Regions from separate parts of the Mus musculus genome. Here all the other regions are linked to region 2. A link is a loop called in an ENCODE intact Hi-C map of the cell type or tissue named here. Cell type or tissue: left cerebral cortex. All regions are shown on one strand. Region 1 overlaps Wdr25 (WD repeat domain 25). Region 2 has its middle 59 kb from the start of Dlk1. Region 3 holds the start of Begain (brain-enriched guanylate kinase-associated). Region 4 overlaps Wdr25 (WD repeat domain 25). Region 5 holds the start of Meg3 (maternally expressed 3).

The links. Hi-C counts contacts between places; a loop is a spot of excess contacts. Peaks named below come from ENCODE experiments on the same cell type or tissue, not always from the same donor. Only the 100,000 strongest peaks of a DNase experiment are listed, where the experiment ranks them.
Region 1: a loop joins it to region 2, with 2.5 times the contacts of the local background. A loop is called at or near these places in 11 of 42 quality-filtered maps.
Region 3: a loop joins it to region 2, with 2.3 times the contacts of the local background. A loop is called at or near these places in 10 of 42 quality-filtered maps.
Region 4: a loop joins it to region 2, with 7 times the contacts of the local background. A loop is called at or near these places in 24 of 42 quality-filtered maps.
Region 5: a loop joins it to region 2, with 4 times the contacts of the local background. A loop is called at or near these places in 2 of 42 quality-filtered maps.

What each region holds. Positions count from the first base shown.
Region 1 is chr12:108,951,385-108,956,384 of GRCm38, reverse strand. The region is part of intron 2 of Wdr25 (WD repeat domain 25); the gene reads right to left. Among named protein-coding and RNA genes, the nearest start is that of Wdr25, 60 kb to the right of the region's middle. In left cerebral cortex, a CTCF peak has its summit at 2,424; DNase peaks (open chromatin) are centred at 2,429 and 3,050.
Region 2 is chr12:109,391,786-109,396,785 of GRCm38, reverse strand. No RefSeq gene overlaps it. Among named protein-coding and RNA genes, the nearest start is that of Dlk1, 59 kb to the left of the region's middle. In left cerebral cortex, a CTCF peak has its summit at 2,774 (motif pointing right); DNase peaks (open chromatin) are centred at 2,306, 2,783 and 3,289; H3K27ac peaks cover 564 bases.
Region 3 is chr12:109,064,785-109,069,784 of GRCm38, reverse strand. Begain (brain-enriched guanylate kinase-associated) reads left to right here and starts at 1,568. Exons shown (of 7, transcript NM_001163175.1): 1 at 1,568-1,659. The coding sequence starts at 1,618. In left cerebral cortex, no CTCF peak of the experiment used is centred here; DNase peaks (open chromatin) are centred at 1,382, 1,961 and 2,683; H3K4me3 peaks cover 1,542 bases; H3K27ac peaks cover 1,033 bases.
Region 4 is chr12:108,901,203-108,906,202 of GRCm38, reverse strand. All of the region lies in intron 2 of Wdr25 (WD repeat domain 25), which reads right to left. Among named protein-coding and RNA genes, the nearest start is that of Wdr25, 9.4 kb to the right of the region's middle. In left cerebral cortex, CTCF peaks have their summits at 2,147 (motif pointing left) and 3,104 (motif pointing left); DNase peaks (open chromatin) are centred at 2,128 and 3,036.
Region 5 is chr12:109,540,920-109,545,919 of GRCm38, reverse strand. Meg3 (maternally expressed 3) reads right to left here and starts at 4,924. Exons shown (of 10, transcript NR_027652.1): 1 at 4,821-4,924; 2 at 2,071-2,220; 3 at 1,178-1,893; 4 at 879-972. Mir1906-1 (microRNA 1906-1) reads right to left here and starts at 1,379; the gene lies at 1,300-1,379. In left cerebral cortex, CTCF peaks have their summits at 2,873 (motif pointing right) and 3,747 (motif pointing left); DNase peaks (open chromatin) are centred at 2,285, 2,479, 2,871 and 3,770; H3K4me3 peaks cover 2,425 bases; H3K27ac peaks cover 1,727 bases.

The sequences.
Region 1 (5,000 bases), 440 kb after region 2:
CAGATTCCCTCTCACTCAGTAAGAATAGCCAAAATCAGCAAACAGACAAGTGCTGGCAAAAATGAAGGGGCTTCCTCACTGCTGGGGAGCGCGTGCACTCGTGCATCCTGTGCGGAGTCAGTACAGAGGCTACACCAACGCCTAGGATACAACTGTATGACCCAGCTACCCACACCTGGGTCCATCCCAAAGGAGCCTGTGTCGGGATCCACAGAGGTGCCTGCATAGCCATGTTCACGGCAGAACTGTTCACAACAGCCAAGGCAGAAAACCAGCATCCATGCCCTCAATACGTAAATGGAAAAAGAAACATTAGAGGGCTATGGAAATGCTCAGCTGTTTAGATCCCCAAACCCATACACAATAGCAAGTCTCTGCAAGCCCAGCTCTCCAACAAGAGGTAGAAACAGAAAAATCCCAGGAGACTGTGAGCCAAATAGACTGGTATACAGAAATAAAGAGAGACTGCGTCAAACAAGGTGGAAGGCGAAGGCTAACACCTGAGGTTGTCTTCTGACCCTACAAGTAAGTAGTAGTGTGTACAAATCGTGCGTATACATATACACATACCTACACTACACATAAACAAAACAAGATTTTTTTTAAAGGTTTGTATATATGCATATGCACCCACAATGGAGTTTTATTCCACTGTAAAGAATGAAATAGCCAGGTACACACCTTCAATCCCAATGGTCAGAAGGCAGAGGCAAGTAGATCTCTGAGTTCAAGACCAGATTGATCCACAGAGTGAATTCTAGGACAGCCAAGGCTACACAGAGAGATCCTGCCTCACTAAAGAGAGGAGGAGAGTGTAATTCTGTCACAGGAAACCGGATGGAACTGGGAATTGTCACATTAAACTAAAGTAGACAGAATCAGAAAGACAGACAGACCTTGCATGTTTCCTCACAAATAAAATGTAGGTTAAAATAAGAGTAAACAGAGGCACGTGTGGGGAGGAATCTAAGCAAACAGGATAGCAAGCAGGGGGGCGAGAGCACGCATGGTGCATGTCTTTCACTCAGGCAAACACGGTCTGCTTTGGGGGGGGGTTGGCTTTTGTTTTCTTTGTAGTTTTGTTGTTGATGGGTTTTTTGTTGTTGTTGTTGTTCTTGGTGGTAGTAGTGGTGGTGCTTCTGGTTTGTTTGTTTGTTTGTTTGTTTGTTTAGATAGAATCTTACCATATAGTCCTGGCTGACCGGAACTCAGAGATCCACCTGCTTCTGCTTCCTGACAGCTAGGATTAAAGAGCACACCACTGTACCTCACTTAAAGTATGTGTGTGAGGGGGAGGGGGAGGGAGAGAGGGAGAGGGGGAGGGAGGGGGGGGAGACCCAGAGACCAGGGGAAATGAGGGAGGGATCAGATAGGAGCTAAGTACAATGATATACACATATAAAATGTAATTAAATCCATTCATTTATACATTAACCAAAATTTACTCTTTACACTTGCCCCCCACACGGCTCCCTCGCCCACTCAGTCTGACAGTCTATCCTGCCCCCAAACAGCACATAGCCCCCCATCCAAATCTGCCTGTGCCTCCACCTGCCACTGCAGCTCCTAGGGAAAGTCCCCCAAGCCCACACCTTGGAATGTCAGAATCTGCTAACCAATGACTAAGTAGACTGTTGAACAGAGTGCCTCCTGTGTGTTCATGACGGTGATGCCAGAGAGTTCTGGAAAACAGAGTCTTGTCTCTGGCCTGGTTTCAGGACCAAATCAGGCAGGGCTCTGTCTGTCTGCCTTGGCTGATTAAAGTGATGAACAGGAAGTAAGCACAGGCTGTTTACTGGCCCCACACCGAGTCCTCTCAAAATGCCAGGGACTGGGTACTTTGACACAAATTCAGCAACAGCATCTTTAATCATTTCAGGGTTAATAAAAAATGTCAATTATGTTTGTCATCATGGTTATCCTGGGGGAACAATCCCAGCACAGACAATCTTTGGCCAAATGACAGCCTGCACTATTTGTCACAGGTCCTTCCAGCTGCCTCACTGATGAATTAATCGAGTTGGTTGCCTCCCCCTGGCCAATCCATTCATAAATAATCAGAAGTAATATGGATCTCGCAAATAAGCCTGACCTGCAGATCGCTATCCCTAAAGAAGAAAGGCAATAAACATTAGGGACAAGGCTCCAAGTCCATCTGAAGGAGGACACCTGCTGGGGAAGCGCCAGGCTCCCCCACACGGGCAGCACGCAGCACGCCTGTCTGTGCAGTGGAGTTCTTCTCCTGTGGAGCTCAGTACAGGTCCCCACAGGGCACAGCTTCTGCATCAGGCTCATCAGCCTCTCCCTGCTCCCACCCCCCAACCTCATTATGGGGCCCCATTCTACAGCTAACACAAAACAGGAGCTCAGAACAGCCTGGAGAGGCAAGCCTCCTGGGGACTAAAAGCCAGGTGTCTAGCGCCACCCTGCTGCCCACAGCCAAAAGGGCTGGCTGAGTGCTGCTGGTCTCCACTGGAGTAGGAGGGGTTCGCAGCCAAGGAATCCTGGAGTGCTCTACTGGGCAGGAGCAAATGCATCAGAACACTGCCTACAACAACTGCCTTCAATGTGCAGCAGGAAGTGGAATCCCGGGGGGAAACACTACCTTCTACCCCTGAGTTACTTCAAACAATGCTCTCAGAAAACCTGCCTCAATTAAACATTCTATCAAAGAGTAGCGTGACAGGAACAGGACAGGACAGCTTTCTACATACAGCTCTTCACACGGAGTCCTGTCTCGGAGACATGGATCTGAGCCCTGGGACAAACTTCCCACCTTCCCCCCAGCACCTGAGCACACTCTGACTATCCCTGTTAACACCAATGCTTTACCAAATCCTCAGACATTCAAGTCATTTGTATTTTCAGAGAGAACACGGACAGCGAGAGATATCTGCGAGTATTCCCGGAGCTGATGTTAAAGCTGTAGCAATTCAAAGGGTTAAGCTGAGCATAACTCCTCAGAGATCACTGTTAGCTTTCTTGCCTTGCTGTCACATAAAACGTGTCCACCCCCACACGGCAACGGGGAGATGCCAACTGTCCTTCCAGAGAGTTCTGTTGCAAGTGAGAAACCCAGATGACACACTTCTTCCACAGCCCAGCAGTCATTAGGTTTACAAGTTCGCTTTCATGAGACAGGCAAACCTTTATTCTGACAGCTTCCCTCAACTGCTGGCAGGCCTAGCTCCTTCCTAAGCATTAAGATCTCATGAATGGCTACAATGGTGGTACATACTGTGCCAGGCTGCCATTCACTCAATCCTATTGGCAGCCAGCCATGTGATATACATGTGAGATGGGACCCGTGGATGAACCTGACCAGCCAGGGATGCCCAGGCAGAGCCTCCATGTTGAGAGTATCTGCCTGAGTCAATGCATGACAGCCATGGCTTACACATGCTACTTATAACCAGCAACCACCCAAGATGATGTCATGCCATACATCACCAGCAAGTAAAGGGCAAGAGGAGAAGTGGCACCTTCCTAGGACACAGTCAGAAAGTGCCCAAGAAGGCTCTGGCCCACTGCTCCATGCCACACTGCTGGGCTGTCTCAGAGCAGGGTAACCTGATCACGAGCCAGAAAGCACAGGCCTCAAGAGAGGTGCTTGAAGTAACTACAATTTAGAAGACTGACTATGCTGAACTCAAATCTTAGCTCTGCCTGTTACCAGCTGTGTGGCCCTAAGCCTCATACTATACCTCTCTGAGTCTTCCTTTTCTTAGATATAAGATAGGGAAAATGTATGGAACTTTATGGGGTGGCTAGAAGATTAAAAAAGGCTAAACATGATGTAAAGCCACTGGCCTGAGCCTTCTTAGTCAACTGTGCTAAAAACTGGCTTCAGAAGAATGAGCTTAAGAGTCAGACCCACATCCCAGCACTCGGGAGGCAGAGGCAGGCAGATCTCACAGAGAGAGAGAGAAAGAGACAGAGAGAGAGAGAGGGAGAGAGAGAGAGAGAGAGAGAATGAACCAGACCCACTGCCAACCCCACCCTCCAGAGCAGACCATCCAGTTGGAAGATGGTGGATATGGGGGCTAAACCTGCAGGCCCTAGGCTGGCTCAGCTCCCCATAGCTATGGGGCAGTGCAAGGGTTAAGGAGCTGGTGTCTAGCACAGAGGGGGTGTTCAATAAAAGCTCATTCAATTCAATTTGACTTAATTAAAAAACCGTTCTCATAGCCCTGGGAAGAGCAGGAACACAGAGGGCTAAAACTCCAAGCTGAAATCCATTTGAAGCTATAAATCCCAAGCCCTGCCAATGGGTGCATTTTCTTATTAAGCGACAATATTATAAAGCTCTTCTGAATTCCTAGTAATGTTTAAGAGCCCTGTCTTCATCAGGCTGAAAGCTGTTGTCAAGTCACAAAGAACTTGAAGGGGATCTAAAGACAACTGATGAAAAGGACCAACGGAAACTAAGTTTCCCGAACATATCAAATGATTCCGAGGCCGTGCCTGCCTTTGCAAAGCTCCTCCAAATTACACTTCATTATGAGACTCGGAAATTAGACACCAGTAACCAAATGAGAATGCCAGAACACATAAATATTTACATAATCGTCAGGATGATATTCGTCTCCTGTGCAAATCGACCTACCACTTTGTTTCTTCTTATTAACTCAAGTTTAGAAATGGGACAATCGTGTAAAATGGGGCCCTGGGGATTGCCTCCCCAACTTAAACTGTTTCCTTTCTGCTTTTCAGAAAACAGCAGTGTGTCAAGAGAGAACATCACAAAGGAGCAAGGAGGGAAAGAGGCATCTTCTGCCTCCTGCAGGGCTGGGAGCAGCACCGAAGTGGGAGGCGTGGGGTGTGGAGGTGGGGACAGCAGGTTACAGCAGGACCAGTGGACAGAGCAACAGGAGAAGCAGTTTATGTCCCTATACAGGATGCCAGATGCCTGTTGCCTTAAACCTATACTGCTGCTCTCCAAAAGCAGGGACTGTGATCCTCTGTACAGGGAAGGAACCAAAGGAACCGGAACAGGAAGC
Region 2 (5,000 bases):
TGTCTACCTTAAAGGGGTCCCCCAAAATCCGCAGCAGAGCACGCCACTTGAGGCCCTGAGCCCTCCTCACTTTCAGCTCTTCCCAGGAGCAGTGTGAAGTGAAACCCACCTGAGGGTGGTCCTGAGACCCCACCTTTGCAGCAAATTCATGATGCCTTAGTCTCCTCTAACCCTCAGTAGGAAGTACTGCCTGCCCCCTGGCAGGAGCTGCAGGCTCCCTGGGTCTAGTTTCCCTAGCTAGCCTCATAGATTATCCTGGAGGCTGCTGTTTTTAGCCATCCTTAGGAAAATGACAATTATGCCAAGTCCTTTGTTCTTGCCACCCTTTGGCGCATAGGTCAATGCCGTCCTCATCCTAGGGGGAGGCCTCTTCTACACAGGCCTTTGTCCTTCACATGGCATAACTCCCTAGAGCTTTTATCTGCCTGGGGAAATGTGCCTCGAGGCTCCAGAGAGTAAGGGAAGTGTATCTCAGAGTTCTGAATATGGCTGTTTGAACCTCAGTCGGATGTGAGCTCTCAGGGTCTCGGATATGCCAGCATCTGTAACACTGGTCAGACTTGCTATGTGTCATAGCAGCCCTGTGCTTGCATGACTTCCCCGTTTTGTTGTTGTTGTTGTTGTTTGTTTGTTTGTTTGTTTTGTTTTTTCCCCTCAGAGAGGAACCATCTGTGCGTCAGTAAAGCTGACACTCCGTGGGGTCTTCCTGATTATAAGGTATCATTCCTTAGCAGGTGGCTCTGGGTGGCCATCTGCTCCCACATACCCGAGTCTACCTCAGAGTATAGGGAGGACTAAGGTGCACCAAGAAGTGTCTTTGTCTTCAGAGGTGGCCCAGCAGTTAAGACTGTATACTGCTCTCGCACAGAACATGAGTTCAATTCCAGCACCAGGTTGGGAGGCACAGCAGCCTGTAGCGCCATCTCTAGGGGATCTGACGCCTCTGGCCTCCTGAGGCACTTCACTCCCACATGCCTCCCTCCACATGTATACAACAAATCTCTCTCTCTGTGTCTCTCTTTCTCTCTCTAAAAATAAGCTTCAGGGTTATGGCCCGCCCACCTTTTCATGTCACTTTGACCCCCACAGCAAACACCCATAGGGGTTTCCCCAAAGGACCAGACAAAGGCATCAGCAAGTGAGGTAGCTCTAAAACATGGGCAGCTCCTCTTCCCTCAGCAGTCTGTAGCCAGTGAAGAGCTGGGTGTACTAGGGTGCCCTTCACCCCACCACTGCACCCCATGGTGGGGCAACACTGGATCCTGAGACTCCAAGAAGGAGGAGAACAGCTTCCTCCATGCCAGCTGCCGCTTTTGCAGACACACTGCTTTGACTTTTGTGGGGTTGCTTGTTTATTTTGGAAACAAAGTTTCCTTTTAGCCCAGGCTAGCCTTGAACACACTGTATAGCTAAGAGGGACTGTGAATCCTGGGTTCTTCCATCTCCATCTCCTAAGTGCTGAGGTTACAAGCATCCTTCTGTGGTGCTGTGACTCAAACCCAGAGCCTCCAGCATCCTAGGCAAGCACTCTACCAACAGAGCCTCATCTCCAGACCTCCACTGGCTTTTAGTTGGCACCGTGGTACCCTCAAAGATGGATAGACATGGCACCCGCCCACTAGTGGCTTCTGGGCTACACCATAGTGGTGTAGCATAGGCCCCACCTTTGTGTCCCTCAAAGTCTCTTCTGGCTTTCCCAGGCCATCTGTGACTGACAGCTGTCCTGCTGTATTTGAGGCCTGAGCTGGAAGGCCGTGATTCTCCCATCTTTAGTCTTTTCCCTGTACTGGTGGATGACATCCAGGTGACACACATCACAGCATTTGGGGGTGGGGTGGGGGATGGACAGCCCTCGGAGACACTGTTAGCCCATCTCTGCTCTGTCTTGGCCCCATCCTCAGTGGCAGGAGGACTGTGCCAGGTGCTCTCTGGGATCTTCTGAACAATGTCTCCCCACCTCATTGTTCATCACTGACCCCTACCCATAACCTGGAGACAATGGCACATGTTCCAGCCACAGAAGGTCAGTCTCCAGCAGGCCATCATTAGAGTGTAACCAGGGACACATCACACTGGTATTTAAAGAGAGAGAAGGGAAGGACATCTGAAGACCAGCTTGCTGCCTTGGAGCGGGAGGCGCGTGGCTCATTGCTCCCAGCCCCTGGGGCTATAATTAAGCCAGGCAGACGCCGAGCATGTCTGCGGCTCAGCTCAGTCCCAGCACAATATTCCAACCCACGGTTAAATGAGGATAAATAAAGGCAGCCCCTGACAACAAGGACGGTGCCTCTGATTGCTGTCTGCAGACAGCAAGCATAGAAGATGGACCACAGAAGTGGCCTCGGGATGGCTGGAACACGCAGGGTCCCTGGATAAACATGCCGGTCTCTCTCAGGTCTTCAGTGTCTCCATTTGCAATATAGGGGAGCAGAAGAGTCCTGTCCCCTGCCCCCTTACAGTCTGTAGTCTTCAGTTTGCTCTGTTTTAAGCTCTCCACACTGAGATCCTGAAAGAGACTCTCAGAGGATGTTGGCAATGTGGGGTTCTGCAGGATGCCCCTCCATCAAATCATGTGTGAGGGTCGCCTGCGCTGAGACTGGGAGAGGAGAGCTAGCGGTCCTCGATTCTGGGGTCCCTCTCAGAGCTTTGCTGTGGCTGTGGTGGCCTCCTCAAAGCTCCCAGAGAGAGGATATCTCCAGTGGGGCCTGAGGTAGCCATGCAGTCCTCTGGGCCTGGGGGTGAGTGGCTGCGTGGTGCCCTCAGGCCACCAGGGGGCAGAGGCGGTCAGGCGAGGCCGCTTCCTTCGCTTGGGTGAGCGGGGCTGGGCAGCCGGCAGGGGATGTCCGCAGAGGAGGCTTGCAGTTGGCTGTGAGCGCGGGGCAGGCAGAATGCTCCTCCGTAGTCCAGAGGGTCGGAGATGCACAGCCCTCTGCTATCGCCCCTCTGAAAAACTTATGAGAATGCTGTTTAGGCTTTCTGGGGGCCACTCAAGACTGGGGACCAGGAGACCCAGAGACCCAGTCTTTGTACCATCCCGGAGATGCTGAGGGTTTGCTCAGTATGGTTCAGATCTTGTCTTTACTCGACGCATTTCACAAGAGGGGGAAACTGAAGCTGAGCAGGTCGGGTCTTGGGGCTCAGACTACCCTCTTTCTATCTTCTACCAGCTGGGGCAACTTTACCATTGTTATGGGGAAACGCTGTGAGACTTAATTCCCCATCCAGACAAGACAGGTTGTGCTTGGCACAGAAATCGTTATTCAAAAATTACAGACTCTGGTTGTTTCTATGGAAACATTTTTCACCTCATGCAAATGAAGCGAGAGGCACGAAAACAACGCCTTCCCTACCTCCCTCCTTCTTTCTGGAAGCTTAAAAAGAGGTTTCTGGAAGTTTAAACTAGCACAGCACACTAGGACAGCCTGTGGCCTGCAGACAGGTCACCCAGGGGCTAGCAGGGCAACTTCGAGCCTCCCTGGTTCTTCAGATCCAGGCTGGTTGACTTAGCTTCCCTTGAGGGGTAGGGTGAGCTGTGGGCTTCAAATGTAGCCCCTTAGTCACTCTCAAAAGGGACAGCTCTTGCCCATTCAGTCTTCATAGTCAGTGTCTCTGTATCCAGCCAGGCCAGCCAGCCTGCTCTGACAACACTCTGTCTGTTTGTCTCCTTGCTCATTTTGCCATAGGCAGCCAAGGGACAGACAGAGGTCAGGGCACCTTTCCTTCTATGTTAACTCAAACCCCAATGTCTGACTCCAACTGTGTGGACACAGGTAGGGCTCTTCCTTTCTGATCACAGGGACAGTGTGGGTGACCAGCAGCCACTTTGACCATTTCACATGTGGCTGGGACTCCAGCCAGCATGGAAAGAAAGCAAGAAGAGACAAGCTTACAAGTGGGGATAACAGTGCTCTGGGAACTTTACCTTGAGTTACCATGGAAGCCTGACATAGGTGGCCAGATGCACCAGGAGCTGGGGACTTGGGACGGCACTACCTGTATAGGAGCTGAGACCTAGGCTCAATGTTAAAATCAGAGATGTCCATATCTCAGGATATTGGATAGCTTGTTACCTCCACAGACCTAAGTTTCCCCAATCAGGGGGAACCAGCACATTTCTTTATACCTCACAATGTGGTCCCTGGACATAGCTGCCTCCATTCTCCCTCCTCGCTGAACCCTGCCTGCCCATTCTGGGTGCCAGCCTCAACCCAATTGCCATGGCTTCAAGTGCAAGTCCTGGCTTGGAGACACCTGGGTCACTGTCTTAATTTGGGTTTTACTGATGCTGTGAAGAGACACCATATTCAAGGGAGCTCTTCTAAGGACAACATTTCATTGGGGCTGGCTTACAGGTTCACAGGTTCAATCCATTATCATCAAAGCAGGAGCATGGCAGCATCCAGGCAGGCATGGTGCAGGAGGAGCTGAGAGTTCTACATCTTCATCTGAAGGCTACTAGAAGACTTCCGGGCAGGTAGGTGGAGGGTCTTAAAGCCCACCCTCACAGTGACACACTTCCTCCAACAAGGCCACACCCACTCCAACAAGGCCACACCTCCTAATAGTGCCACTCCCTGGAATAAGCATATTCAAACCACCACAGTCTTGGTGGTTTGCTATCTCCCTCTTCTGGTTTCTCAAGACCCTCTCCATGACTCAGCCCCGAGTATGGACTGAGTAAGTGCAGCTTTGTATAGCTTACATATGTCACACTCCGGTAACTAAGCCCAAGGTGGGGTATTATTATCCCTAATAAACAGACAAGAAGAACAAAGCACAGAGGGATTAAACAATTTGCTTGAGGTCCCCTGGCTAGCAAGTGGTACCGCAGTTAGAAGCATCTGGTTGGTCTCTAGTGGTGGTCACATGTTGTCTGTCACACTATCTTGACCCCAGTTGCAGTTGGCCATCTACAGCACAGATGGAAGAAGAAGATGGTGGAAATGGCTCTGCCCTCAGAATCAGACCTGAGCCCTCAAAGCTGGGGAATGTGGGCTGAG
Region 3 (5,000 bases), 330 kb after region 2:
CTTCAGGCCTTTGGAGGCCTGTATGGGGGAAAGTAGGACTTTAAGGACTGTTCCATCTCTGTCAGGAGGACCGCAGTGATCAGGATTGGTGGCCCATGCTACCTCTAACTTCAGCATGGGTTAACTCAGATCCCCAGAGCAAGAGACACATCCACAGTGAGTCAGAAGTTAGCATAAGCTGGCCACCGTGGGCCAGGGCTGCCTTCTTGTACCTGCCTCAGTTGTGGTCCATACTCCTAGAGTTAGGAGGAGCATCCTGAGGCTCACTGAACCCTCCCCTTCCACACCTATTACAGAGTAATGTCCCTGGGGAAGATAAGGGACACTCCTAACTTCTACCCCACCCCCACCCCCGTGTCTGCCTGTTCCTCCTGGAGACTCACTTTTATTGCCTCTCTCTCTTCCTTCGCTGTCAGCACACTTTTCCTGTGCTGTCACAGTGCCTGAGTGCACCAGCTACTCCCCTAATTAAAGGAGAGAGAAGCTGCAATGTACACAGCACATAAGGCCGAGGGGTGGATGGTGGTGACAGCCCCGTGACAGCATGGATGTCCTCGCTGCCCCTGGACCGTACACTTAAAGGTGATTAAAATGCTAACTCTTGACATGTATGTTTACCACAGTACAATGTCAACATACGTGCTGTAGTCGCTGCTAGTATCCCCTTATCTCCCTCGGAAACCATTAACACTCAACCGTTCAGCCCACAGGCCCTGAGAGAAGCCAAAGGTAGGCTCTGCTGTCTTTTTCCCCCACCCCAGATCCTTCCTGGCCCCATGTGATTGACTCTACTAGACTGGAAAGATGCTCCCGGGGCAGAAGGGGGACCCTGGTTTCTCGGGACTTATGCTAGTTAGCTTCCATACGTGCTCCAGTTTGGTTGGGACTATCAGCACCACTATGCCAGTGTCTCACCCAGGGCCAGAATAACCTGACAAGTCCTGAGCGCTACTGGGGCCAGAGAGGGATGCTCTACCACAGTCACAGTTGCCCTCCTGAAGTCATGATTCCTTTTGGATTACTTCTTGGAAAGAAGGAGCCCCTCCACTATTATGGAGCTCCCAGACAGAGATTTACAGGCCAGTCTTGGAAGTATATAGGGGGGCTGCTGCAGTTTAAGGAACCCATGACAGGTATGGGGGCTAGGCATCGGCCAGAACTTGAAGGGCAGAGCAGTGGACTACACCCTTGGAAGTCACTGTCCTGTCTGTAAACTGCAAGGTCCCTGAGGGCAGGGACCTGTCTCTCACTGCCAAGTCAGTCCCTGGGGACCTGAGTGGCCGGTACACAGCAGGTACCTACTAAATGCTGGTACCCCACCCCCAAGCAGGGCCCGGGACACAAGGCGTTGCACCCCACACTCCTCCATTCATGCCCGCCGCCATTCATGCGCGCGGGACTCATTCACCCCGCGCGCCGCCATTCCGCGCCCTGTGCGCCCCGCGCCCACCACGTGCGCCCTGCCCGGCGCGGCGCGGGGAAGCGCCGGAGCAGCCGCGGCTGCGCGGGGCCGGGGCTGGCGGGGAGCCGGGCCGGGGGCGGGGGGCGGGCGCTCCCTGCGGGAAGCGGGGCGCTGGGGAGCCCCGGCCGCGGGCTCGGGCGCGCAGAGCCGGGGCCATGTGGACGGGTGGCCGGCGGCCGGGCCGGCTTCGCCGGGCGGTGAGTACCCGAGAGCCGGGCTGGCAGGGCGCGGGGCGGGGCTGGGCGGCGGGCACCACGCTGGGGCGGTCCCTGCGCGCGCCCGCGGCGGCCCTGGGTGGCGCCGGGGCCCGGGGCCCTCGCGCGGGGCGGGGCGGCCGGGCCTCCGCGGCTGCTTTGCGCGTGCGGCCTGAGGACTTGCGGAAGGCGGGTGTAGGGGGCCCGGCTGAGCCCACCCCGTTCGGGGGGCGGCCCTGGAGAGGCCGCAGAGCCGGAAGGAGACTGGCCAGGGACCGCTTCCCGAGCGTGGGCCGCGCGTGGGCCCGCGCATGCCTCGGGCACCTTCATCTCCGGCCGCCCTAGCAGGCCGCCAGCAGTCCTCCCCATGGACAGGCGAGGAAACTGAGGCTGGGCAGGCAGGGCCACTCTGCAGGCGCTGACCTGCTCACAGAGCCCCTGCACGTTGGCTGGGAATTTCTGCCCCTAGCATTTCCGTTTCCTGCCTGGTTTAGAGGTGTTTCATTCCTCGTGTGTGCCCACCCCATCAGAACAAGGTTCCTTTGGGGCAAGAGCTGCGTGGGCGACATCTCGGAATCTCCTGAGGGAGCAGGATGGGAGCTGGGAAGGTCCCCTGGAGCAAGGGCTGGCTGCAAGAGACAGACAGGAGCCATGCAGGTGTGCAACCCTGATGCCCAGGGTTGGTCCACCAGTGCAGTCCCTGGGCACATGTGGGGGACATCATCTTTCTGGATTCCCTTATCCTGAGGTCCCAATACCCTGGGCCCCTGGAGGCCATGGGATGCTCTCTTAGGTTCTCTGGGCCTCAGTTCCCCCACTGTCCAGGAGTAAGTGGTCTTTGCTACTCTCAAGTCTAGGCTATGAGAAGGTCTCTAGGAGGAAGCCCCTTTTCTGTGCTGTGTCTGGGCAGCCCAGTAGGGCAAGTGGCCTTTGGGGACGGCTCTGCCTGGCATCTGTGACAAGCAGGGCGGGGAGGCAGCAGCAGGGCCTGGCAGCCTCCTGCAAACCCTTAATTTTCCCACAGCTCACTATAATCAGGGCGGCTCTGGAAAGCAAGCACAGTGGCAGATGCAGGCGCAGGGCGAGGGGCTCCTGAGCAGCACCAAGGACCCTCCCAAGTTCCTGTCTCACATGTGTTCATTCCTGTGGCCTGCTCTGTGTGCTGGCTCCTGAGTAGTGAAGTGGGAAGTCAGGGATGCCTGGGGCCATGGCCTGTAAGAACTTCTCATAGGCTGGAGGTCAGGTGAGGGACCCACATAGGCCAAGAGCAGAATTCAGTGTGAAGCAGTCCGGACAAGGACTTACTTTCTCTTTCTCTCTCTGTCTCTCTCTCTGTCTCTCTCTCTGTCTCTCTCTTCTCTCTCTCTCTCTCTCTCTCTCTCTCTCTCTCTCTCTCTCTCTCTCTCTCGGCCTTGAGCATCTGGTTGGCCTGCAGTGGCTGCCATTTATAGAATACTGACTGTGTACTGGGTATCGTCATTAGCACCATCCCCGTAGCAGCATCCCGGAGAGTGAATGGACGGATAAGTGAATGAATGAGTGGATGGGAGAGAGGGACAGCAGTCAGTCAGCAGGGCTTGGACACAGTCCACAAGAATTCCCCACAGCTTCCAGGAGAAGACCCACAGGCTAAGCTGGGGGAGATGAAGTTAGCACTGGGTTAGCAGGAAGAGGCTTGCAGGGAGTGAGAAGGCGTGAGTCTGAGAACCACAAAAAGCATCCTGCAGAAATGTTCAGTCAAAGGCCAGGGCAGCCCTTCCAGTTTAAGACTCTGATGGTCAGAGCTGCAAACTGTGTTGGTCCACAGTTGTCCCAGGGTCCCCTCTCACCTCCCATCCTGCCTCAGAACTCGTCATGTGACTAATGGAGAACTTTGGACAGGGTTTGAAGCCCTAGGTTCCAGTCTCTGTTCTGGGCTGATTTGCTGTGTGACCTCTACAGAGCCTGGTGTCAGAGGTCAAGCCCCTAGGACAGCCTGAGGAGTGACTCAGAGCAGTCCCCAGCAGGTGACTGGTGACTGGCAGCTGGATGGTGCTATCCCTGTTGGGTCAGTCTTAGGAATGGGCAGATGGGTGAATGGGTTGAGGCATCCTCTCTGCTCACCTTGCATAGTTTCTTTGGACGCACACTATCACTTAGGCAAACCAGCCTTCAGGAGCTCATGGTCTAACGAGAGATGTAGATCCTAGCCAGCATAGCAGGGAATGGGAAGGTATTTCTATGTCCTACTAATCAAGAAGAGGCCAACAAATGAGCCTGGGAGTCAGCATGGTGCTTCAGAGGGAATCTCCTTCAGGAATGCAGCAGCTATCCAGCCCTAGGCTGAGCCAGTGAGCTGAAGTTGTGTCCGATCAACAAGCTTTGAACTAGGTTGGGAAATGGGGTAAGAAGAGAAGTGAAGAGACCATAGGTCATACGTTGGTGCATGCTGAGATGGAGGGGAGGGGAGATGGTACTGATGGGAGGGGCAGCGAGGTACTGATGGGAGTATGTATCAGGACAGACCAGTAGTAGGTGAGTAGAAAGCTGGAGAGATGGATGGAGGGGAGGAAAGCCTGGTGGTTATAAGAGAAAAGGAAATGTATGGGAACTGATGGAAGAGCTGATCTAGAGAGAGGACCCGATAGGTTGAGGCCTGAAGGCAAAGTGGATTGATTTCTGGTCTTGGGGCAAGATAGATGAATGGATTGGGTGGTTGTATAGATGTCAAGGGATATGTGGATACAGAGGAAACATCAAAATGAGTGGTTGTTGTCATGGGGGAATGGTTGTGTGAATGGTTTCTGAGTGAGTGCTGGGATAGGCAGGACCTTGAATGCCTGTAAGATAATAGAGGTAGAATCAGATGGACAGAGAGGTCCGAGCAGAGCGGTGACCGTGAATGACACGGAGACCTAGGTTCAGAAGGACAGGTCTGTGTACAGATGTGCACACATCCACCCATAAAGACAAGTCACAGGAATGGTGCACGATTGAGCGGGTGGCCGACAGATCCAGGAGTGAGGTTGTAAATGACGGCTGGATAAGTGCTTGTCAGCGGATGGCAGGTGCAGACCTGAAAGGCTGGGTGAATAACTACAGGACCCGTGGGTGGAAGGCAATTGGCACAATGAGTAGGTGGAGCATCAGGCCATGCCCTCTGGGTGCCACTGTCTGTTCACGTGTCATCCTGCTTCAGAGACTGACAACTGAGCAGAGATGGAAGAGGGTCAGACCCTCATGCTGAGTCCCCCTGATTTTAGAGTGGCGGTGGTGGTGAAGAGCAGCCAAGCCAGTGGCCCCTGTGCTCACCTCACCAAGGAGTGAGCTCCCCTGTACATGAATTTAGGGAAGCATGTAGCATT
Region 4 (5,000 bases), 490 kb after region 2:
CGCTGCTTTTCAACTGGGCATTTCCAGAGGTGGAGGAGGAACAGCTTGCCTGTTTGGCTCAGTCTCTGTAGCCTATTGCCCGCCCCATGTTGCCTGCTGTGTAACTGGGAACAAGTTTCAGCTCTGTGGTAAAGTGTGTTAAAAGCTGTGCCTAGCAGCATGTGGTGGACCCGGTGCAGCTGCTGACGCCCTGCTCCCTCATGTGCTCCTGGTCACCACAGGGCCGGTGATCAGCACAAGAAAGCACCAGCTGGGGTCACCTGCCTCCATCGCAGAGCCTTCAGCTACCTCCGAAGGCAGCTTGCCTGAGGGAGGCAGCATAGCTCCCTCCTGGGTCCCCTAAGAGGTTGCTTCCCCAGCGCTGCTGAGGCTTGACTTTGGACTCAAGCAACCGTCCACCATCCAGTGGCCAGTGTGAGCGCCTGGCAACTGGGCCGTCCTCAGCAGGACCTGGCGGATGCACAAAGCACTCCAAAGGACGACAAAGGCAGCTCAGTAGCATTGATCTCAGAAACTCCATGCATTTTAAAGGGATTTATCTCAGGAACACTGAGGATGAAACTCTTTAAAAATCCATATGTACAAAAACAGACTATGAAGAGATTCACAAAAGCAGAACTACATTAAGTCAGAAGACTCTAACTGAGGTGTTTTTTGCACATTTATGTTTTAACCAATCAATATGGGTACAAGGGGGGAAATTCTCGCTTATGCCAGGGACTGGACTAGATCATTTCTTCCCATATCTGTGGCAACAGTCCTCATTGATGGCCATTCTCTCTCCTTTACCGTGATACCTGGGGATCAGAGAGACCAAGTAATCGTATGCAAAGTCCCGGCAGCACTGAGCAGCAGTAGAGTCACGCACCAAAGGCCGGCCAGTGTAAGGTTCCATTTCCCACACACAGGCCTTCTGCCGGCCGACAGTGCAAAGCCCATCTTCACTACATTAAGCAGCAGAAAAGATGGCATTTATGCACAGTGTGATCACGGCAGGACTACTTGCTTTAAAATGGACTCCAGAAGCTACAGGAAACAGCACAGGAGAGACGAGGGAAAGTGTGAGGAAAGGGACAGTCAGAAAGCTGTTTGTGGACAGTTTTTCACTGGGGACTTTGTTTGGGGGAGCGGGGATGGAACCCCAGGTCCTCTGCCTGCAGGGCAGACATTCCACCTCTGAGCTATACACCCAGCCCCACAAACAATACAAAAGACAATCTGGTGGAGGGCAAGATAGCAATGACCAGCTGGCCAGTGTCAACATGCGGGATGCAGCAGCCAGACCGGGGCGGCCTAGAGATGCGCCATGACCAGGACAGTACAAGCACTGATGTCTCCTTCGCATCTCATTTATCTGAGTCAGTCAAGTTTCCCCAGTAAGCGTCAGTTTGGCTTTTTAAAAATATGTTACAGAAGCTTGCTATTTGTTATTGAAGAAAAATCTAGAATAAAGCAAATTAACAACACGCAGCTCACAAGCTTTATGTACAGACCTGCCTAAGTAAGAACTCGTCCCCACAGCAGGAAGCACGCTGGTGCAGCAGGGAGTCCCCTGGGGGGCCTGGTCCAGCCTCTGCATGGGCAGCCAGACAAGGCTGTCTGTTTGCCTTTTTCCCTCAGAAAAGGCATCAAAGGCTGAATTCCACCTTTACGTGCAGTGGGTGTTCAAACATGCAGAGCCCAGGGAGTTCACGGAGAAATGAAAAGAGAGCATAAAGGTGTCTGTGCTGGGACTACAGCCAGGAAAGCCTCGAGCTCACGGAGGAGGGCAGGAGGGTCACCGCCTGCGACAGCGGAGCAGCGCTTCAGGGCCTGTGACTCATTGTTTTATTTTACTTAATTGCTTTGGCTGTAAATTTTTCAAAACTAATATAAGCACATTTTACAGCTCACAGAACATTTAGAGCATATTAAAATACATATCTTTCCACCGTAATGTGCCTAGCTGAAATGTGTGCCTCCAAAGCCGAGCTTTAAGGCAACGAAAGACCGGCACTTGGCTCCTCACATCAGTCAGATGAACGGAGCTGGCTTGCTCCAGATCAGAGAAAAATCATCTCAGTAAATGTTACAAGGAGTCAAGGATTCTACCACATTCTAGAAGCTTGGATGGGCAAAAGATAGCAAGTCTTACTGTGCCCCCTAGAGGTGAGCAGGATTTTTGCATGTGCACACACAAACCCTCTTAAATCAAAGCAGTGAAATCCAAAAAATGTCTTTAAACCTTCATTGATCACTTAACAGGGACCAAATCTCATGCCAGATGCTACAAAGAATATAAAAATGGGTCTGGTGTGACTTCTGCATTCACAAAGCTTACCGCCTGTTGAACATCTCAGATACAGTAAGCCACCGCTGGCAGGGACGGGAGCAAAGCCCCAGCACCCTGAGTGACAGGAGCACATGCCAGGTCCCACCCAGTTGTTCACATCCTGAGTGCCAGCACCCAGGCCAGGAAGACCAAGCACACACATAATACCTCCACCTCACAGGAATACTGGGGCTTGGTTTATAACCACAGGCATCTCTGACATCAGGGAGGGAAAAGCAGCCACCACTCAGCAGGCCACATACCAACCTGCAGGCCTAGGGTAGGACTTCCAACCTCAGGTGCACACCTGAGCCCTCCATGCCCTAACCCATCTTCCCACCACAGCTTATTGGTTCCTACTACTCATTCTGCATTCCGAACTTACTGAGAGTCCCACTTACACAAAATGATTTTCCAAACAACCCTAATCACTAAAACTATGAGACATCTTATTAAAGCCTCTGCTCGGGTTCCAGCTTGATAGTCACCCCTGGCTTATAGAAACCTGAATTTTCATAAAGATCAGGAGACTCTGCTCCTAGCATGCATGGTCAGTACTGACAACAACTCAACTATAGCAAGTGTCTTTGCCCGAAGCCATCCTTTGGATGTACTGGGGAACTAGACAGGGGCGTAGAGCACTCCCTCAAGCTTCCTGGCAGCCAAGGAGTCTCACACTAGCATCACCACCTCCGGCCCACACGCCTCCTGGGACAGGCCACACATCAGCATCCCACACACAGCCCTAAACGCAGGCTTCTCGTCATCCCAGGCAGCCCAACTGCGACCTCTTCTGGCCGTGAAGTGTCACACCAGTCCTGGCACACTTTTCTTCACCACACCCAGAGCCAAGGTGCCAACTCACTCTTTCTTAAAAAACAACATGGAGCATAGTGGCACTTGCCTTTCTCTTAGCACTCTGAAGGAAGAGAGAGGCAGGTCTTTATGGGGTCGTGACTAGCTTGATCTTCATAATGAATAACAAGGCAGCCAGGGCTACCTAGTGAGATACTATCCTAAAGAAAACAATCTTTGGGGTGAGCAAAATGGCTTATCAAGTAAAGGCACTTGCCACTGAGCCCAATCCCCAACAGTGACATAGTGGAAGAAGAACTGGCACCCCCCAAAGTTGTCCTCTGACCTCCACACATGTACCATAGCACACATGTGTCCCCCAAACACACATATAAAAAGTAAACAATTTTTAAAAATAAAGTCATCATGGTCAACCTGAAAAGTGCTTGCTTTACAAGCAGGAGGACAGGAATTCAACTCCCAAAACTCATGTGAAAAGGCTAGGCACAGTCATATAATCCTGGAACCCCAGCTTTGGGGAAACAGGCAGGCAGATCCTGGGATATGCCAGCTGGCCAACCTAGTCTATCTTAAAAAGAACAACTGAGGAACAATATCCAAAGCTGCCCTCTGTCCTCCACCTACAAACACACACACACACACACACACACACGTACTCTCACACACACGTACACATACACGTACTCTCACACACACACACATACTCACTCACACACACATACAATATCATCATGGGGTTAGGAATAGCTCAGTGATAGAGGGTTCACTTTTACACACAAGGTCCTGAACTCAAGCCCCCAGCAAAAACAAAAACAAACAAACAGCAGAAGGATACTCATAGTATGTCTTCAGGAAACTGAAGCCTCTTGTCAGTAATGATGACCCAGGGTGGGCAAGCTGCTCAGTTCTACCAATGGGGCCTTCAGGTAAAGAGCAGCTCCACTGGGCTCAGGTCTAGCTCTTCCCATCAGTGCACAGGGAGTTGGCAGGAGGCACTCACGAGGAGACACCTGACCTCTCCATGAGGCAGCATCATAGGTTAAAGACATGATCACCACGGCAACCTCTCCCACCTTCTTGCTCAATAGTCCCCCACATCTGCCAGGCTGCCCTCCCCTCTCTAGTGGCCAAGAGAAAGGACTGTATAACCTATTCTAGAACTACAGCTAAGTTCCCACGAGGAGCCATGAGCTCACTTGATACTGTAGACACAGAATATGTAGGTATTCGTGCTATTAGAGAACCTTCAGGCCTTCCTTGCCAAGGGCATTAAGCATCAGGAAAGCCTACCTACTGTAAAGCAAACCCCTCCACCCTGTGAGCATTGCCCCACCATTAGTCCTGAGGGGCTGGAGAAGGAACCCAGGCAACATCCAGGCTCATCTAGAAGGCAGGGACCTCTACATTCAAACATTGGACAGTGCACAGGGAACTGTGGGAAGAGGGAAGGCTAAGTATGAACACAGCTTGGGGGGGGGGGTGTCCCGACAGGAAAGACATGACCCATCTGGCTCGACGTAGCTCTTGCTCCTGGCACACTGCCCAACCTAAGACCACAGAATAGATAAACACTCTTCATCGGCCCTGTTCTGAGCTGGGTCTTGACTGTTCAGTAGAAACTGGCCAAGCAAGAAGCAAAGGGAAAGGAACCTGAAGACCGGACAGAGGAGGAAATAATTTCAGCAATCAGGTGAGCTCAAAGTCAGGGTGTCCTGTGTACTCCAGAGCCAGCCAGACACTGCTAGGAGCCTGGGCCCAACTGAAACCCTCAGACAGGCCTCTGGGCATCAGGCTCTCAAAACTCTGGGTCAGTCCAGGATTGCCATGAGCCACCCAGACCACTGAACGTCCCTCACATAGATTACACAGCCCA
Region 5 (5,000 bases), 150 kb before region 2:
ACTCCAAGCCGGGCTTCCCTAAAGCAACCCAGTTGTTTTGTTTTTTGTTTTTTTGGGTTTTTTGTTTTGTTTTGTTTTTTGTTTTTGTTTTTTTTTTTTTTTTGGTCTTGTCTGGACAAAAATGGTTGGTTTAAAAGGCCAAAGAAAGTGCTGGTAGAAATGAGAGTACTAATTAGCCTCCAAAAAGAGACTGTTCTCATTGTCTTTGTACCTCAGCCATAGCCTGGTGCACTGGGCACATGGTCAGTGTCTCAGAAAATGTTTGTTGAATGAATGTTGTTTGTTTGTTTGTTTGTTTGTTTGAATTCTGGAAATTATTTGTTGAACACAAAGACACCCAGCACCTACTGGGTGCTCACTGTTGTGAGAGACTAGGGCTGGCCGCTGGGCAGTAGGGACAGCCTCATTGGCTAATTAAGGATTTTTTTTTTGCAATTTCCGGGCGATTTACAAGGCACTTTCTTGTGAGTTATGTAGTTTGGTCTTCAGAAGCGCTCTGTGGGGTAGACAACCTGGCTTTCCCCCCACCCCCCACCCCCCACCTCCCCCCACCCTCCACTTTTTCTCTCTTTATTTCTCCTTTTTTTTTTTTTTTTTTTTGAAATGCCTATTTAGGTGTGAAAGGAACTGAAACCTGGAAGCTAAATGACTTGTTTAAGGTCACACCATCCCTAAGAGGTGATCTCAGCACATGCTACCAGACTTGGGCCACCCCACCCCCACCCCCAGCAGCTCCCCAAGACCACCCTTGGGAAGCTAGGATTTCCCATTGTGAAATGTTTGGTATGGATCGAAGAACTTTAGGTGGAGGACAGGGGACTGGACCATCAGGGGTCGCCACAATGGCACCCGTGTCCAACTTTGACCCCTTCTCTTACCTAATGTGGCAAGAGTCCAAGTGTCCTCCGTGTGAATTTAAGTTCAATCTCATGAGTGAGTCCGGGCTCTCCCAGTTCTCTTTCCCACCTACCTCTTTAAAAATCATGAAAAAATAAAAAATAAAAATAAAAATCAATGCCAATTCACCCCTCCTCTCTAGACACTAGGCTACCCCCTTTGACACATGAATGACAGGAATAACATGGTCACATTATGTAGAAAGTGCCCTGGAAATGACCGCACACTCGTGTCCTTACTCAAAGTCTCCCGGACATCCTGTTGTCTAAAGAGCCCCTACCTGGCGCAAGGAGAGCCCTGGGCATAGGGGCTGCAGGAGTCTGCGAGAGAATGGTTGAGACACATGAGCCATGAACGGGAGGACTAGATCCACCTGCAAACCTTTCAACAAACATGTGCTGAGGTCTCTGCCCAGCCCTGCCTCAGGCTGCTGCAGTTCATTTAATTCTCACAACAACCCTAGGAGGTTGCTCCTAATGTCCCCACTACCCCAAAAGGGACATCTCCGAGAAGGTGGGTGGAGGAGGGGGAGGGGACATGCCTTGGGGGGTCAGCCACGTGCTCATTCCAGAAGGAAGCACCCCACCCCACCCCACCCACGGAGTTGCCAGCAAGATGCTGGTCGCCCCTGACCCGGGTCCCCCTCCTGAGAGGTTCCCAAAGGGACCCTTTTGCTCAGGACATTGTTAGGACAGCATGATCAGTCACAAGGGACGACCCTCCTCGGGGAGGGCAGCACTCCAGTTCACTAGCAGATGAACACGAGCACAGATGTACAGGAAAGGGCTCAGACTCAAGACACAAGCAGAGCAAAGGTCAAGGGCCATGGCCAGTGCCCCCTCACTAGGGCACTGGTTCAAGGTTTGAACCCCAGAGAAACTAGCTGGCCACTGATGATCCTCTTTGTCGCTTGTCCCTCGCTGTCCTGATCCCAGGGGGGTCCACAAGGAGTTGCTCTGTATGGTAGTGGGTTCCTGGAATCCGTGCTCCTTGGCTCTACAAATAACCAAAGGTTAGAGAATTTATTAAATGCCCAGGTATAGGTATTAATTACAATGTAAGCTAATTAATTATAACTAATTATAATTTCAGCTAATTATTTAACATTTTAAGTTGTCTTTAATGGCTAATGGGTCTGGGGGTGATGAATGTGCAATGGGCAGGAGAGCTCACAGGCCATATAACATGCAGGCAACTTGAGGGAGTGGCTGGGGTACCAGGAGGTAGAGGTGCACAGCAGGTACTCGAGCAGCAGCCTTGGCATCCAGAAGGTGGTCCTGGAAGACTGGTGTGAGCCGATGATGTCATCCCTGAAGAGAGAGCCTAGGATATGGGAGGGGGTTGTTAGAAACCACCTTGATGACCTCTAACGGCCAGCCCAGGAACAGCATAGAGAGGGAGGGGGCAAGTGAAAGAGGAGAGAAGGGAGGGGAAGGCTTGGGGGGAAAGAGGGAGGGGTGGGAGGGATCAGGGAAGAGAAGCAGGGATGGGGTGGAGGGAAGGAAGAGAAGGGAGGGGTAAGAGGAATGAGGGAAATGGGTAGGGGCGGGAGGAGAAAGGAGGAGGAAGGGAGGGGTAAGAGGAATGAGGGAAGTGGGTGGGGGGGAGAAAGGAGGAGGGAGGAGGGAGGAGAAGTGGGAGGAGGGAAGAAGTGAGGAAAAATGGGAGGGGGAAGATAGGGGAGAAAAGTGGGAGGGGAAAGAGGGAGAGGAGAAATGGGAGGGGGAGGAGGGAGAAGAAATGGGAGGGGGAGGAGGGAGAAGAAATGGGAGGGGGGAGGAGGGAAAACAGAAATGGGAGGGGGAAGAGGGAAAGTAGAAATGGGAGGAGAAGTAGGAGGAGAAATGGGAGGGGAGGACAGCAATGGGAGGGGTACAGATGAATTGATTGACAGGTCACAAGTGTTAGCTGTGTGCGCATGCGCAACTCTAGCGCTAGTCTGGCAGGCCAAGAACCATTTGCACATAGAGACCGCTAGGGGGCGCGCGGCCCGCACTCACTAAGACTCCAATAGCCCAACCACCTGAGGCACCCCCACAGGCGCCAGGACGCAGCTGCTAGAGCTAGACTGACGTAGGAGGGGGGAGGGCGCCCAACAGGTTTCAGGCTTGGGGGGGGGGGGCAGAGCCCACATCAGCCATCTTTAAGGGTCGCTATGCACCCCCATCGCCTCTGCCTGAGCCATTTTCCAGACATGACGCAGCACACACACAGGCATCCAGGAGCCGCCTTGCACCAAAGAGACCCTGCAGTAAGGGGCTGCCCCCAGACCACAATTCTACTCCTGATAAGTAAAAGCAGGACGCTGCCCCCACCCACCATTAGTAAATCCAATTAAGCATAATTAAAATTTAAAGACTCAATTCTTAATACAGAACACTCATTTTTGAGGTCTTCAGCTATATGACAAAATAAAGGCAGACCACCCTGCCTCCCCCCACCCAATTAACACCCTTCTCCTCAAAACCTTGCCCCCCCTTTGCCACGTCAACTCTCAAGACCCTTATGGATGACGCCTAATTAATTAATATTTTTTGCAATTCTTCCTCAAAAAGCCACACCTTTCTAAGACCCCAGAAAACACAAATCACTGAAAATAAATTAATCTGCGTCCATGACACCCTAAATCACACAGCCACTGCAGATGACGCCATCTCTGACCTATTGTAAGTCCTGCAAGCGCACCTTAGTGAATCCAGGTATCTACTAACATTTCCCCATAGGTAAATGAACCCATGGTCCCGCAACCCATCTCGCTCCCGACCCCCTCCTGCAGGAGAACAAAGGCCACCTCCTCTTCCCTCCCCACCCCGCCCCCCAAAATTCCGCAGTGCCACCAGCGCCCTCTTGCGGCCATCAATAGAACATTCTAGAAACCTGCCACGTCGCAGCCCTCAGGCTGCCCCCCCCCTCAGCCAGCCAGCCCAGAATGAGGAGGGGGCGGCCAGGGGGGGCTTCACGGGGACAAAGGAAACGGCAAAAGGTGATTTACCAAAAGTCAAAAGCCTTCAACACGTCAGAATCTAGCCGCAGCCATCATGCGCAATGCCAAAAAGAACCCTGCCTCCAAATTTCCAGCACTCAGATCACCCCCCACACCTCCACACACCCCCTTTTCTGCATTTTATCTTTTCCTTCCTATGAGACGCAAGGACGTGGGGTTTTTTCTACCCTAGCCCACCCCCCACATCTATTCTGCCTTTGCCCCCCGGTTCCGCAGCCTTCTCTGTGATCTGGGGGTCTCCGGCTAGATTTGCCTTTGACGCCCTCTCTTTCCGCTGTTAAAGTAGCTGCGTCAGGAAACGGCTAGTAATGGTTACATTTTTTTTCCCACTATATTTTGCCCGAGGTTAGGTCTATACTAAACCCGAGTATCTGGATTCAGAATTGCTGGTCAACATGAACCTCTAAATCTTACGCCCACGTTCCGCCGAGAACCTGGCTAGGAGAAAAAGATGGCTCGAGACCCCCCTTTTCAGGTACCCCCCCCCCATTTTATGGGGCTTGCGGGATGATGCATCGCCGCCATGTCTCTCACCATTAATGCGATTCTAAGGGGGGCTTTCAGCCACCAAAACCAGGTTTTTAGACCCCAGAAACAAAAATACACTGGATTTGGGGGCGGAATATCTCATTATTGCTGCTTTTCTTAATCAGGGTCTCTACCGCGCTGCCCACACTAGTGAGAAAAAAAGCCCTAGTGGACCGGACCCCCCCACACCCGCGAGAAAAATGTGCCTGAGGATTCTTTTCCTTGCAGAATTTCGTGTTGGATGCTGGGGACCAGGCTAAGGGGCTGGCTTTGGGAGAAGGTCCCCAGCACTGGCCTTTCGGCATGTCCAGGAGGACGGAGCCGAAGCCAGATAGTGATGTCGTCTTCATTTTTGCACATCCTTTCAGGCAAAGGATGGCTAACCACTCACCAGGTAAGAGATTCTTCTGTGGGCGCCCCGGGTTTCTGGAAGAGCTGCAGCCAAGGCCAGCAGAGCCGAGGCGAGCTCTATTCCAGCTCTTCGTCTTCTGTGCTAGGGGCTGGCTGGGTGGGGTTTATATAAAGGCGCAGAAGGGGTGGTCTTTGACGTCAGCGCATTCTGCTGCAATGC